Linked DNA regions of Homo sapiens: region 1 is linked to region 2. Evidence: read pairs that join two places in POLR2A ChIA-PET (ENCODE). Cell type or tissue: HepG2. All regions are shown on one strand. Region 1 overlaps TRA2A (transformer 2 alpha homolog). Region 2 overlaps IGF2BP3 (insulin like growth factor 2 mRNA binding protein 3).

The links. ChIA-PET counts read pairs that join two places held together with the same protein. Peaks named below come from ENCODE experiments on the same cell type or tissue, not always from the same donor. Only the 100,000 strongest peaks of a DNase experiment are listed, where the experiment ranks them.
Region 1: POLR2A ChIA-PET joins it to region 2 with 5 read pairs; 7 of 35 experiments call an interaction of 5 or more read pairs at or near these places.

Annotation. Positions count from the first base shown.
Region 1 is chr7:23,516,684-23,524,683 of GRCh38, forward strand. TRA2A (transformer 2 alpha homolog) reads right to left here. Exons shown (of 8, transcript NM_013293.5): 2 at 5,024-5,157. Among named protein-coding and RNA genes, the nearest start is that of TRA2A, 11 kb to the right of the region's middle. In HepG2, a CTCF peak has its summit at 4,064 (motif pointing left); no DNase peak of the experiment used is centred here.
Region 2 is chr7:23,331,363-23,339,362 of GRCh38, forward strand. All of the region lies in intron 10 of IGF2BP3 (insulin like growth factor 2 mRNA binding protein 3), which reads right to left. Among named protein-coding and RNA genes, the nearest start is that of MALSU1, 36 kb to the left of the region's middle. RefSeq lists a silencer at 4,308-4,602. In HepG2, no CTCF peak of the experiment used is centred here; DNase peaks (open chromatin) are centred at 3,449 and 5,669.

The DNA of each region.
Region 1 (8,000 bases), 190 kb after region 2:
TACATCTTCCACTCTTCTCAGTCAAGCCCCTCTACATTCACCCTTTTCACCTAACCTTACAAAAATGTTAAGGCCCCATCTTCTTTTAAAAAACAAAAAAAAAACAAAAAACAAAAACCCACTATTGCTATAAAATAAAATCGTGGCCGGGTGCGGTGGCTCATGCCTGTAATCCCAGCACTTTGGGAGGCCGACGCGAGCAGATCGCGAGATCAAGAGATCAAGACCATCCTGGCCAACATGTTGAAACCTCGTCTCTACTAAAAATACAAAAATTAGCCAGGTGTGGTGGCAGGCACCTGTAATTCCAGCTACTTGGGAGGCTGAGGCAGGAGAATCGCTTGAACCCAGGAGGCAGAGGTTGCAAGCCGAGATTGCGCCACCGCACTCCAGCATGGTAACAGAACGAGACTCTGTCTCAAATAAATAAATAAATCCTTTGATTCTTAGCTAAGTGCAGTGATGTGTGCTTATGTTCCCAGCTACATGGAAAGATGAAGCAAGAAAAATCACTTGGGGCCGGGCACGGTGGCTCATGCCTGTAATCCCAGCAACTTGTGAGGCCGAGGCGGGCGGATCACGAGGTCAGGAGATCGAGACCATCCTGGCTAACATGGTGAAACCCCTCTACTAAAAATACAAAAAATTAGCTGGGCATGGTGGCGGGCACCTGTAGTCCCAGCTACTTGGGAGGCTGAGGCAGGAAATGGCGCGAACCCAGAAGGCGGAGCTTGCAGTGGGCTGAGATTGTGCCACCGTACTCCAGCCTGGGCGACAGAGCAAGACTACGTCTCAAAAAAAAAAAAAAAAAAAAAAAAAAAGAGAGAAAGAAAGAAAAATCACTTGGGCCCAGGAGGACAAGTCTAGCCCAGGCAACATAGCAAGACTCCACACTTCTATTTTAAAAAAAAAAACAGAAACAAAGACAAAACAAAACAAAAAAAATCAGGCTGGGCGCAGTGGCTCATGCCTGTAATCCCAGTACTTTGGGAGGCCGAGGCAGGCAGATTACGAGGTCAAGAGATCGAGACCATCCTCGCCAACATGGTAAAACCCTGTCTCTACTAAAAATACAAAAATTAGCTGGGCGTGGTGGCGCACACCTGTCATCCCAGCTACTTGGGAGGCTGAGGCACGAGAATCACTTGAACCCGGGAGGTGGAGGCTGCAGTGAGCTGAGATCGTGCCACTGCACTCCAGCCTGGGAACAAGCACAAAACTCTGTCTCAACAAACAAACAAACAAACAAAATCCTTTTTGATTTTCTGCTACTTTCTCCATATAGTTCTTTGTCGCCCAGGCTGGAGTGCAGTGGCATGATCTCAGCTCACTGCAACCTCTCTCTCCCAGGCTCAAGAAATTCTTCCACCTCAGCTTCCCAGACAGCTAGGACTACAGGCATGCACCACCATGCCTGGCTAATTTTTATATTTTCTGTAGTGACAGGGTTTCGCCATGTTGCCCAGGCTGGTCTTGAAGTCCTGTTCAAGCAATTTGCCCACCTCGACCTCCCCAATTAAGCCAGTGTGCCTGGCCCATAAAGTTCTACATTCCCCTCTCTGCTAAGTATCATTTCCATTTCCAATTCTTCTTTAGCCTGCTGCAATCTAGTATCTGCTAAACTAATTCAACAACCACCTAAATGCCCATCAAAACTGGTAACATTTCTTTTTTTGGAGACAGAGTCTCACTTCTTCACCCAGGCTGGAGTGCAATGGCACAATCTCAGCTCACTGCAACCTCCGCCTTCTGGGTTCAAGTGATTCTCCTGCCTCAGCCTCCCAAGTAGCTGGGATTACAGGCACTTGCCAGCATGCCCAGCTAATTTTTGTGTTTTTAGTAGAGACGGGGTTTCCACCATGTTGGCCAGGTTGGTCTCGAACTCCTGACCTTGTGATCCACCCACCTCAGCCTCCCAAAGCACTGGGATTACAGGCATGAGCCACCGTGCCCAGCCCAAAACTGGTAACATTTCTGAGTCTTCATTTCTTGTTTTTTTTTTTTTTTCCCCCTTCTTGAGACAGAATCTCACTCTGTCACCCAGACTGGAGTGTGCAGTGGCCTGATCTTGGCTCACTGCAACCTCCACTTCCTGGGTTCAAGCGATTCTCCTGCCTCAGCCTCCCGAGTTCCTGGGAACTACGGGCCTGTGCCACCACACCTGGCAAATTTTTTGTATTTTTAGTAGAGACGGGGTCTCAACATGTTGGCCAGGATGGTCTAGAACTCCTGACCTCAAGTGATCCACCCCTCCTTGTGCTCCCAAAGTGCTGGGGTTATAGGCATGAGCCACCACACTCAGCCTAAGCCTTTACTTATTGATGCTTTCTATAACATTTCACTTGTCTACTGCTGCTTTTCTAGTTCCCAGTTGCTCTAATTCCCAGTTGCTTGCAGTCCTTTCTTTGCCTGTAAGACTAATCCGACAGGCCGGGCACGGTGGCTCACGCCTGTAATCCCAGCCCTTTGGGAGGCCGAGGCAGGCAGATCACAAGGTCAGGAGATCGAGACCATCGTGGCTAACATGATAAAACCCCGTCTCTATTAAAAATACAAAAAATTAGCTGGGTGTTGGTGGCGTGTGCCTGTAATCCCAGCTACTCGGGAGGCTGAGGCAAGAGAATCACTTGAACCAGAGAGGCAGACATTGCAGTGAGGCCACTGTACTCCAGCCTGGCGACAGAGTGAGACTCCGTCTTCAAAAAAAAGACTAATGACCCACCCTTAACTAAACTGACACAGACCAGCAGTGATGACAGTCATATAAAATACCTTCTATACGGTACTCAATGAACCCAGGAGGTGGAGGTTGCAGTGAGCCAAGATCACACCACTGCACTCCAGCCTGGGCAAGAGAGCAAGACTCCATCTCAAAAAACAAACAAACAAACAAACTCTTCAACAGTCTCTACTTTTTTTCAGCTCAATAATAACCCATTGTTGATACTGCTAACTGTCCTCAGTAATTCCCTACTTGAACCAGATCACCCATTTTCTGTTAACTAAGTAATCAAGCAAAATTTTTTTGCACGATTTTACAAAGTGAGGATATGGAATACAGGAATAAAACTAATGAGGAAAGACCTTATGAAACACAATAGGTGAACAATAACGCTAGAAGAGTTGATATTTCCCATTTTAGCTAGCACCAATTTACAGTTCCAATTTTTAAAATGAAGAAAAAAAAGTAAGAAAATCCTTAATTTAAAACATCAATTATTACTTTTAAACAGCAATGAAAGTGAGACAATAAAATTCTTCCAGCTGGGCGCAGTGGCTCACGCCTGTAATCCCAACACTTTGGGAGGCCGAGGTGGGCGGATCACCTGAGGCAGGAGTACAAGACCAGCCTGGCCAACATGGTGAAACCTCGTTTCTACTAAAAATACAAAAAATTAGCCAGGTGCCTGTGATCCCAGCTACTCGGGAGGCTGAGGCAGGAGAACTGCTTGAACCCGGGAGGTGGAGGTTGCAGTGAGCCAAGATCGTGCCACTGCACTGCAGGCTGGGCAACAGAGCGAGACTCCATCTCAAAACAAAAACAAAAACAAACAAGAAACTCTTCAGGAGTCTCTATTTTTTTTAAATCAGACAGTGACAACATAAAAAAATTAAGAGTAAGGGAATAATGGATATGTGAATAACAATGTTCTCAGGTGACAAATGAAATGAGACAGGAGAAAAACGTTCTAGGTTGAAGGTGGCAAATGCAAAGGCCCTAAGGCAAAAACATGCTCCTTTCTATTTCTAAGCTCAAATTCTAGCCAGTGCTATTCTGCACATAATAAATTTAATAACTGAGTAGTAAGTAATCAAGCACCGGGCTAGACCCTTGCTGTAACAGAAAACAGTATGGTTGCTAACCCCAAGAAAAGGACAGCCTTTTAACTGATTTTTCTGTCTCATGCCCCTTTGCAAGTAGACTATTCAAAGACATAAAATCTATCCCTCCACCCAAGAAATGACAAGGACGTAAGCTAACTGGTCAGGCTGTTTTAAATTTTTTTTTTTTTTTTTTTTTTTTAAAAAGAAAGAGTCTCTCTGTCACCCAGGGTGGAGTGCACTGGCGCCATCTCTTGGTTCACTGCAACCTCCGCCTCCTGGGTTCAAGCGATTCTCCTGCCTAAGCCTCCCAGGTAGCTGGGACTACAGGTGCCCGCCACCCCGCCCAGCTAATTTTTGTATTTGTAGTAGAGGCAGGGTTTCACCATGTTGCCCAGGCTGGTCTAAAACTCCTGACCTCAAGTTATCTACCCACCTCGGCTTCCCAAAGTGTTGGTATTACAGGTGTGAGCCACTGCACCCAGCCTGTCTTAAAACTTTTTATCCCACCTCAGTACACCTGGGGCATTTGACAGTGAACTTTGCATTGGTTCACTATTGCGTTTCTGTTATCCATGGTGGTGGGACTCCAAATCAGCTAAGGACTTTTCCGCCCAATTACATCTCACCAGAGCTCTACGCTGGACAGAGTCAGAATCTTCAGATAAAAATGTAGCTGGAATGTAAATCCTAAAAATGCTTCTCAATCGTTCTGACCAACCAGCATAGCATACACACATCAACTTTCTCTGCATTAAATTACATGTGAGACTCCAATGCAGAAAACCGCCTTTTTGTTGTGCAAATATTGTTGGCATAGAAACCAGACACTAATTATCAAATGCCAAACACATTTAAATTGATGGCTATATACACATAATTTGTACTGGTTGCAACTATCCAATATATTAATTGGGCTGGGAGATGATTTTAGTATTGATTTCTTATTTTTTCAGAGATAGGGTCTCCCTGGCACCCAGGCTGTGGTGCAGTGGTGCAATCAATGCAGCCTGGAACTCCTGGGCTCAAGCCATACTTCCAAGTCTTTGTCTGGGATATAGTATTCATTTACAAAGAGCAGTCTGAGAAAAACTATAATTTTGAGTCTTTCGTGAAATTTCTACACAAAATGCAGCCAACAACTGCTTTGTCCTCAAAAACCCCAGAAGAATATTTTAAGTATTATCTTAAACACACTTACCTGGATTTTGATCTTGATCGAGAATGGGATTCAGAGTGTTTGGAAACCCTTGATGGACTACGAGATCCTGACCTGCTCTCCGATTTTACACGAGCAGGAGTTCCCGTTGGAGATTTTGACTGAGAGCGAGACTCCTAACAAAGAAGACAGTATTACAAATGGCACTGGTCATGTAGATGCCTAACACCTAACATTTAAAGTACCGTAATTATTTATATTGATTGCTCCTGAAAAACAAATGGTTAGACAACACCCTCCAGAAAAAATTTCAGCTCAATAATAACCCACTGTTAATACTGCTAACTGTCCTCAATAATTCCCTACTTGAACCAGATCACCAATTCTCTATTAACTAAGTAATCATGCAAATTCATCTACAACTTGATCATACAGACACTGGAACATAAACCATACATTTACTTAACCTAGGACCCATTCATTCTTCCAGATTCTTTTAATTCTACTTCACTCTTGCTTTCTACTTCTCTTCATTCTTCATTGAGTTTTTCATTTTTCATACTTCGTGTATTCTTCCCCAATTCAAACAATTCAAAATAGCCTTAAAAAAATATTCAAGTGCTTCTATCTGACCAATCTTCTGTTCAATTTTTTCCCCCATTCAATTTTAATTTTCTGATCTTTAATACTTTTCATTAGCCTTCTTTTATCTTGATTTATCTTCCACATTCTTGGAAAAAACTCTTCAATTTCTTCACGAACATTAACCTTAATGGAAAAAGAACATTTAGTATATTTAAGCACGTGGGGATTATAAAACTCTGCTGGAGTTCAGAATGTTATCTACCAAATGGAAAAGCCAGCAGGTAAAGTGCAAGTAACTAGTTTATTTAAAAAAAAAAAAAAAAAACAATTTTATAGTCTTTAAAATTGTTCAAAACTCTAGTTTCTAACAAAGAGAATTTACTAAATTTCTCTAAATGCTTTTTAAACCATACTCTTCACCCTCCTCCCATGTTTCATTCTAGTTCCTAAAATGTGAGCAATTTTAATATAATTCAAATATAAATCTAACAACTATAATTTCCCCCCACCTAAGTGTTAAATTTTCACTACTTTATAATCTGAAGATTCTTAAAAATAAGCTTTCACTAAGTCATGCTAAGAAATCAAGATATAGTTAGAGCAAGGCATCCCAGGCTGAAATATTTGTACACACCTATCTAAACTCACCCATAGCACATGTCAAGGTTCAAATAAGTCAAAAAGAAAAAAATCAGTAAAATTACACCTTCTCCCAACTTTGACTACTATCTTTGCTCATTCTGACTTAAAATATGTTCTGAAGACAAACATACCGAAAAAACTAATAAGCATGAAATTCTTAAAATTTCCCCATTAGCTTATTAATTCCTGATATACACATTTTTGCAACCAGATCACTTTAAAATGCTCTATTATCCACGACATACCACAATGTGCAAGAAGGTACAAAATTTATATCATAGTCTTTATCTTTGATTCCATCTCTTTAGAATTATGTTCAGTTTTTACATAATTTATGCATTTATGTATACTGGTACTCCCTTCAGTGACTATATTCTATATCCAAAAAGTGATGGGTTTCTGAAAAAATTGGGTGTAAATCAAAGCATTCCAAATAAAATAACTTACTGATCATAAGCTTGTTTTTTTTAACTGCACAGATATGAGGCACTTATGATCAAAACAGGATGGACAGCTTGGTTTCTGTGTCCAGTTAAGCCTTGATTATCAGTGTAAATAATTATCTCAATTTCACAGAAGTAATTTCACACCAATTTATTTATGCCTTAAGACTATCACACAACTCAAACAGCTTTCTGAAAACTTTTCCTTTGCTTCAAGTTTAATGTCAAGACTTATTTATCAAGAACTGTACAAATGCCACCTGGTCATTTTCTTTCAGATAAAAACAAAACTGAAATACACAGCTACCTTTCAGCTCAATACCAACCTTTCCCATTTAGCTACCTACAAGTCTTTCACTGCATCTCAGATACTCTAAACCACTCAACAGATGTCTGGAGCAGGCATAGCAATCTGGGCTTTTTCATTCACTGAAACTATGAAAGCAGCATATTCAGTATCTTATAAAAAAAGGCATGGCTAATTTGCTTGTAATTTAAGTTTCACAGACTGGTTCATTAATCAAACTCATAAGAGTATCTTCCCCTCTTCTCTTTTGGCTTTCCTTTCCACAAAACAGACCCTGTGACATAACATTCATTTATGCTACTGTTGAATAGCAATAGCTGGATTATTATCTACGAACGCTGCTACAGTCCTTCTCAAACATACACAGGAGGCTTTGCTCTGTAAAACACTACAATTCTTTAATTTTACTAGGATGGAAATAAAAACCTTTTATTAAAGTAAACAAGATAATTCAGTAACATCTTAAAATTCCAATTTTAAATCCCAGTTTTGGAGTAGCAACAAAGCATTATGGTATGATAGAATGTCTTTTTAAGAGATGTTAGCTTATTTATTTTAAGAAGGAGGAGTCTCATTCTGTCACCCAGGCTGGAGTGTAATGGTGCGATCTAGGCTCACTGCAACCTCCACCTCCTGGGTTCAAGTGATTCTCCTGCCTCAGCCTCCTGAGCAGCTGGGATTACAGGCATGCACCACCTTGCCTGGCTAATTTTTGTATTTTTAATAGAGATGGGGTTTTCCCATGTTGGCCAGGCTGGTCTCAAACTCCTGACCTCTAGTGATCTGCCCGCCTCAGCCTCCCAAAGTGCTGGGATTACAGGTGTGAGCCACCGCGCCCGGCCAACATCAGATTTATTTTAAAAGAAGCTTTGCTTTTTATTATCAAAGGTGTCACAAATACCTAACCTCCTTTGTTGTCTGCCCTTCTTTCTTTTTATCTCAGAGGAAATCTCAGTCTGCACAAATTTCTTCATGGAAACATCTAAGCTAAAAACAGTCCTCTTAGCTGTCTCTAACTCCTAGCTACAAAGTTGTCACTATG
Region 2 (8,000 bases):
AAAACTGAACTTTCTGAAAATCTTTATAAAGCACCTTCAGATATAGCTAAATAACTGTCAGGTGAAGATAAAGGAATTGAAACTTTTAAGTTGCAAAGTATCTTAAACGTGCATAAGATGGGTGTGTACAGATGAGACAGAGTGAGACTCTGTCTCAAAAACAAAAACAAAAAACAAACAAAAAAAGAACTACCCAAGAATGGGTAATTTATAAAGAAAAGGAGTTTAGACTCACCCCTGTAATCCTAACACTTTGGAAGGCCAAGGTGGGTGGATCACCTGAGGTCAGGAGTTCGAGACCAACCTGGGCAACATGGTGAAACCCCGTCTCTACTGAAAATACAAAAATTAGCTGGGCGTGGTGGCGTGTGCCTGTAGTCCCAGCTACTCGGGAGGCTGAGGCAGGAGAACTGCTTGAACCTGGGAGGCAGAGGTTGCAGTGAGCTGAGATTGTGCCACTGCACTCCAGCCTGGGTGACAGAGCGAAACTGTCTCAGAAAAAAAAAAAAAAGAAAAAAAAAAGGAGTTTAATTGACTCAGTTGGCTGGGCAGGCCTCAAAAAACTTACAATCGTGGCGGAAGACAAATGGGTAACAAGGTACGTCTTACTTGGCGGCAGGAGGGAGAGAGAGAGAGTAAGGGATGGGGCAAGTGTCACACCTTTAAACCCTTAGATTTCATGAGAACTCACTATCACAAGAACAGCAAGGGGGAAATCCGCCCCCATGATCCAATCACCTCCCACTGACAAGTGGGAATTACAATTCAAGATGAGATTTGGGTGGGGACACAGCCAAACCATATCAACTAGTTTCCTACAAATGAAAATCACTTAAACTCTATTGTCTCTTCCTTTATATCTTCAATCCCCATCATGTACCTCTTATTTATGTAAGAGTTAACCCAAAATTCAATTCATCATCTCTAATCACCCACCCATCTCTAATCATTTGTTTCTTCAGCACCTGTATAAACAGATGTACTAAATTTGTACCATATTGTTTACAACTTGGCAAAGTTCTCTGGCATACTCCATGTTTTCTAGGATAATGTAACACACTGCAAGTATTAATATAGCTGTTAGCTAAATGAAATCTCCCTTCTGGCTATTCAGCATTTTTAGAACACATACATCAGAAGAAGACTTGCCTTCCTACTAAACTATTATGTGGAGATTTGTGTTAGGGGCCTGTCCTGCACAGCTTGGCCAGATCACTTCTGTTTCTCTTCACCAACAAAGAACACAAAATAAAATTATTTCATTCTTCACTATTTAAGTCAGAAGAACAGCATCTCTCTTTGGAAGATACTATATAACTCACAGCCCCCAGTGTGTCACACAATTACCATGTGTCATTTATCCCTTTATGGCCTTTTTTATTTTATAACTGGATAGACCAAGTGAATTAATGCCAACACTGACTATCAACTGTGCTCAATGTTAGCATTACTTCATCATTCTGGTCCTTGTATCAAGACCATTAAGTTAATCTTGACCATTTTAAAAAAAATTAAGGGTGGGATCTAAATATTTTATCTCACTAAGAATGTCCGTATTATGTTCTTCTGAACAATATACTTGGGGGAAGCTGGTGGTGATAAAGACCTTTTCAATGGTCAAACTAAACCTAATGTGTAACTTTCCCAGATTTACCCCACAGTATTTTGTCATGACTGTGTAATTATTTGTTTCCTGGGCTTTGTTCCAAAAAGAATTTTATGCTGCTTATAAAATACACATAATCTGTAAAGATAAAACAAAGGAGGTGAAGAAATAAGAGCATAGGGAACTGAACACTCAAGATAAGATGAAGCCAAAAATGCTGTTATACAAATCTGGCTTTAAGCTTCCTCGCAGCTAATTTTTTAAAAAGTTAGTTGCATGATTTCCCATGACTATGAGAGAAAAACTATTCATTTACTTATTAAAAAATGACTATTCCTGGTACTGGTTTCAGAGAGCAATTCCTAAATATCCCCAGAGAACACTAATGTAGCAGCATCCTCCTCAGAGTGAAAGCCTGGCCCGAACATGCATGTGTCTTAGCCTGGAACACGTCCAAGGCTGCTGTTGTGAGAAACAAAAACAAAGTTATCTTTCTGACATAGTGATGAAGGGCTGTCCATGTTCTTGTTTTGCTGATGAGAAATAACAAACCCAAAATGAAGCTTAAGCATAAACTTAAGAGAAATGTTGTGTGAAGCTTTGGAAAAGGAATAGTGGCCAGTAGATAAGGGTCAAAAGGACCAAAATGTAACAGAAAAAAAGGGCACATACATGAAGAATCAATGTGTAGACTTTAAAATGTCCTATCCTGGAATGAAAACAGAAGCAACAGAACTTGTCAAATAGAAGCAGCAGAGTTAGAAGCAAACTAAGTGTTTTTCCACACCAGGAGATGCTGCCCTAGAATGACAGACAATGATGTGTGCTGTTGGCAATCATGTCTTGAAGAAAAGTTGACTCATCAGATGTCTGAGGCTTGGTGAAGACATTTCTGAACGTCGTCCAATTCCCTTTGCTCCAATTTCCTATCCATGAAGCATCTTCTTAACCAAAGATTACTTTTCAAGAAAATTTTCCTCTGGGAATGTAAGGCAGCTCACATAAATATGCTGTCAACTTTTGCCAATCATTAAATTGGCTCTCTGGTACACTTCATTCTTATATGGGATTCAGAATAAGCCATGAGCCGGGTGCTGTGGTTCACGCCTGTACTCCCAGCACTTTGGAAGGCTGAGGCGGGCGGATCCCTTGAGGTCAGGAGTTCGAGACCAGCTGGGCTGATATGATGAAACCCCATCTCTACTAAAAGTACAAAAATTAGCTGGGCACGTGACTGTAATTCCAGCTACTCAGGAGGCTGAGGCAGGAGAATCGCTCGAATCTGGGAGGTGGAGGTTACAGTGAGCCAAGATCATGACACTGCACTCCAGAGCCTGGGCAACAGAGCGAGACTCTGTCTCAAAAAATAAAAAAGAAAAGAAATCGAGACTAAAATAAGCCTATGCTAGAACAAGCCTGTGTCAGGATTTGGACACCCCAAATAGGCAGATAATTTAAATTTTTACTTGCAAAACTCAGCAGGCAGAGCAAAAGTTATAAGCCTTTTTCACCTGAATTTAAGTCTATGAGACCTAGGTTGGAAAAGGCCCATTAGCGTTACCCAGTCTTGTTACACATTCCTTCCATTTAAGTTAAGGTCTAGTTGCATTGTCTGAACCTTTTCTTGGATACATTCTTTGGGACTGAAGGATGTTCACAGGACATAAGCTGCTTCCCAATGGATTTGTGCCAGATGCCTATCGGCAAAACTTCCTTTGGACTTCTTGGCAGACTCTCAACTACGGCTTGAAATAACAGAAGAACAAAGCTGCTCAACTGAAAGTTTGCATAACTGGTGAAGTCTGCCAATGAGTAATTCCTAATCATCTATCGTGAAGACATACAAGTATGAGCAAACAGTAAGGTTAAGTGTATTTACTTTGTGGGGGACAAAATCTAAGACATCACAAAGGCATGGAGACATGCATGTCAGCCAACATGATCAGCCTCCAGGTACCTGGAAGGATGCCACGGTTTCCCTTTGGCTTGTAAAATAGATACTCCTGGGTTTTTTTGTTGTTGTTTTTAAATGGATTTTGGTCTGGAACTGAAACTAAGTTTACTCAACTCCATGACCTGAACAAAATATTGAAGTCTTTAACATTAAAAAAAAAAAAAAAAAAAAAAAGGCAAAGAAAGTTTTTCACCATAACTAGATAACCAAGGCTTCTCAGAGATAATAAATGTGCACAGTGAGTTACTTACTTAGAAATTGTTTACCAACAAAAGAGTTGCACCCACTGTGAGAAATCTTAAGGAGGAAGACTAAGAGACTCCCTGAAACACTCATCTGATTTAAAAAATTCCTTCCAACTCATAATTTTTTTTTTTTTGGACAAGGTCTCACTCTGTCACCCAGGCTGGAGTGCAGTGGCTCAATCACGGATCACTGCAGCCTTGACCTCCCTGGGCTCAGGTGATCTTCCTACTTTAGCCTTCCAAGTAGCTGGGATAGGCAAAGGCCACCACCCCCGGCTAATCTAAAAAAGTTTTTTTTTTTTTGTAGAGACAGAGTTCTCCCTATGTTGCCCAGCCTGATCTCAAGCAATCCTCTTACCTTGGCCTCCCAAAGTGCTGGGATTACAGGCATAAACCACCGCGCCTGGCCCTTTGTTTCTTAAAGAGTACCTTAAGCCTAAAAAAGTGCTAATCTCTCTTGCCTCTTTCATAAGCAGAAAGCTAGCCATTTTAAGATTACACTATCATTTTGGAGACTTCTGAGAAGACTCCAAAGAGGCTATCAAAACTGAAGCCAGCAGCCCTTGGGATTACTTCTGCCAATCCAACTGTATGCTGCCAAGACCATCCAGCTAAGGCGACACGCACTATGCCAATTCCAGCTCTTGCTCTGCTTCACTAGCTGCCAATTCCTTCTTCCCTACTGTTTGAGCATTTCTGAAAGGCGCGTTTCCTGTCATTTATAAACTCGAAGTTTGCCAGTTAAGTACTGTACGAGCCAGCTGCTAGGCAGGAACTAGAGACTTTTTGTCTGTTGGAAGAACCAACTCTTTGGCTCTGGGGAGACTCAACCTGGCAAGTTCTGGGAAGAAGAGAATATTGTGGGGGAACTAGTAGGCAAAGTTCTAGAATGGAATAGAGGCAAGGGATTTATCCAAAGAAGAGATGCATCATTTCTACTTTCATGCTACAAAGCAGGAATGAGAAAACATGAGTAGAGAAATGCAACAATTCTAAAAGAAAAAGGAAGTAGTATATATTAAAAAAAAAAAATTATTTGAAACATTTAGCCATCAAAACCTACTTCTTGACAGGCAATATACATTTAAAATAAAAGCAGAAGTTCACTGTTAACCTACAAGACATCAAGGATAAACACGATCTTAGTACGTAATCTGTGATAGCTTCAAAGGAACAGCAAGCTTCTCATCAGCAAGTATAGATACCAGAATGCAGTTCAGGAACAGTTTAAAAGTGCTGAGAGCAAAATGCCCGTCCATCTTTAACTTTCTAAACCATTTTTTTTTTTTTTTAAATAACATCATAGACCCTCACAAACATAAAACAGTATGTTCTTTTTTTCTCTTCTTTTTTTTTGAGACAGAGTCTTGCTTAGTCACCCAGGCGGGAGTGCAGTGGCACGATCTCGGCTCATTGCAACCTCCACCTCCTCGGCTCATCGCAACGCCTGGTTGTTATCATTGCTTCTTTTTGGCTTCATTTTTCTTGCTAAAGAATAGGCCGGCTGCAGTGGCTCACGTCTGTAATCCCAGCACTTTGGGAGGCCGAGATGGGTGGATCACTTGAGGTCAGGAATTCGAGACCAGCCTGGCAAACATGGTAAAACCCTGTCTCTAATAAAAATACAAAAATTAACCAGGCATGGTGCTGCGCACTTGTAATCCCAGCTACTCGGGAGGCTGAGGTATGAGAATCACTTGAACCCAGGATGCGGAGTTTGCAGTGAACCGAGATTGCGCCACCACACTCCACCCTGGGTGACAGGGCAAGACTCTGTCTCCAAAAGAAAAAAAAAAAAGAAGCAATGATAAGCAAAGAAACTGGTAAAGCTTTGGGAAATTTACTGCCTTTAAAAACAATAGTTTATTTGTATTTCAAAAAGTGGTGACCACTAGGTACACAAAATAGTTAAGTATTAGTGATTTCGGTTTAGAAAAAGAACAAAGTCTAAAAATAGTGAAGGCAAAGCTATTCCAACTGAGTACTTGCAACCACCCCCCACCCCCTGCAACTTGAAGTTATATACTCAAACAACACTTGTTAAAGAATTGTTCCCCTGAACATTAAGCCAGAAAATTGCCTAGCAGCTGTTTGAAAGTAGAATTTACTCTAATTGTATCCAGGGACAATATGATTTTCTGAATAATGGTGTTTTCTCTTTATTTAGATGAAAATAACCACAGGAATGGGAATCTGGAATATGGAATTTTCTCCTCCAGAATTTAGATTCTGCTTTTTGAGAGAACTTAAAAGCTTGCTTCCTCTCTTCCAGGCTCTGGGAGGCTCCTTTAACAGGCAATAGTGCCAAATCCAGTGAAGCAGACAAATAGCTGTCCCCAACATGTATTTTCCTTTAGTAACAGATCCTGTGTTTAATGGGCACATTGCTGCCCTCACACAGGGATTGTCTCCCAGCTTCTCTTGCAGCTAGACACAGCCAGTGGTATGTTCTGGCCAACATGAGGCAAACAGAAGTATGAAAAGCTATCCTCAGGCAGTGTCCTTAAATAAGGATGCTGCCAATTTTGATCCTTTATCCTTTTTTCAGTTTGAAATGAGGTCTCACCACATTGCCCAGGCTGGACTGAAATTCCTGGGCTCAAGCAATCCTCCCACCTCCGCCTCCCCAGTAGCTGGGACTACAGGTGTCTGTCACCACATCCAGCAATCCTTTATCCTTCTTGTTGGCTGGAAACAGACCCAATAGTTGGAGCTTGAGCAGTTATCCTGGGCCAGGGAATGGCACACAAGGCAGATAGAAGCACCAGTCCTGAAGGATATGGTGGAACCACTTCCAGCCTTGGATTGTCTACCCTTGAACTCTTCTCATGAAAAAGGAAAACGAATTTAAGCCATTTTTTTTTCTAGTAACAATACATACCCAAACCTAATCCTGATACATGTAGTATGCCAAAATAGAGTTAGAAGGGTAAAAACAGACATAACGGCAACATCCCACAGAGGTTTTTGGCATGATATTTCCTACGAGTTGGGATGGCAGGTGGTCCAGAGAGAAAGAGGTGAGTTTTTTTTCACTCTTCAAAGCATAGAACAAGGTAGAAAAAGGGATATACACAACTAGTATGTATTTGTGCTTATCCTGAACTTTTTCTCCCTTGCAATTGGTACTGATAGAAACTGTTCTTTTCAACATTGAAGCGCCCCTCCAAAGACTAGTAAACATTCTTTGTAGAACAGAAGTTCTTAGCTGGGCGTGATGGTGTGTGCCTGTAGTCCCAGCTACTTGGGAGTCAGAGGTGGGAGGATCACTTGCACCCAGGAGTTCAATTCCAGCCTGGGCAACATAGTGAGTCCCCATCTCTTGAAAAGAACAGTTCCTGACAATAAACGGGTAGCATAAAACTCCTGATGACCTTTATGAAACTACACATTTTTGAGCTTCCACCTGCTCCCACTGAGATTTTTATTTATTTAAGTGGGACACAAGTTCTTAACTAATCAAACAGTTGTTGTTAGCCTTGGCTACACATTGGAGTCATCTCGGGAGCTTTCAAAATTGATACCTTTGCCTCACCCCTACCCCCAGGGATTTTCATTCAAATTGTCTGGGATAATTATAATTTAAGTATGGGAAAAACATTTTTTTCCCCTTAAGGCAGGGAATAATTAATGCTGAACTTTACAGATTGTCAATCAATGTAAAATAAGAAATAAAAACAGTAATATATGATTTAGGGAAATATATGATTTGGATAAATGATTTAGGAAAATATTCAGTTATAAAGTTGAGAACTCCATTGTATCACTGCCTGGAACACATGTAGAATAAAATATCCACTGGAATTCTGCAAAGAACACAGATTGTTAAGACTGTCCATGTTGTTGTATTCCTTTAAGAATGCGAATTTCCTTTGCCTGTCCTTGAAACCACCAGACTGTTACATCTTTGCAGCTCTTGCCCTGTGGCAGTGTTTTTACTGTTGGCAGCTTCTGCAACTTCTGTTCTCATTTGCTCCTTCTAATTGCACCTATTTGATTTAGCTTAAATGACAGGAGAAGCAAGATGACCTATTCCAGTGACATCTTCCTTACATTTACTCTTGGCTCAACTTTTATTTAAGTAAACATCACCGACCTCCTCCTCCCATTCTTAAAACAAAACTGCCACTGATTTAAGTCATTCAGACATTTAAGACTGTAGAAGTGCTGGAGAAATATAAGTTCTTAATATGAT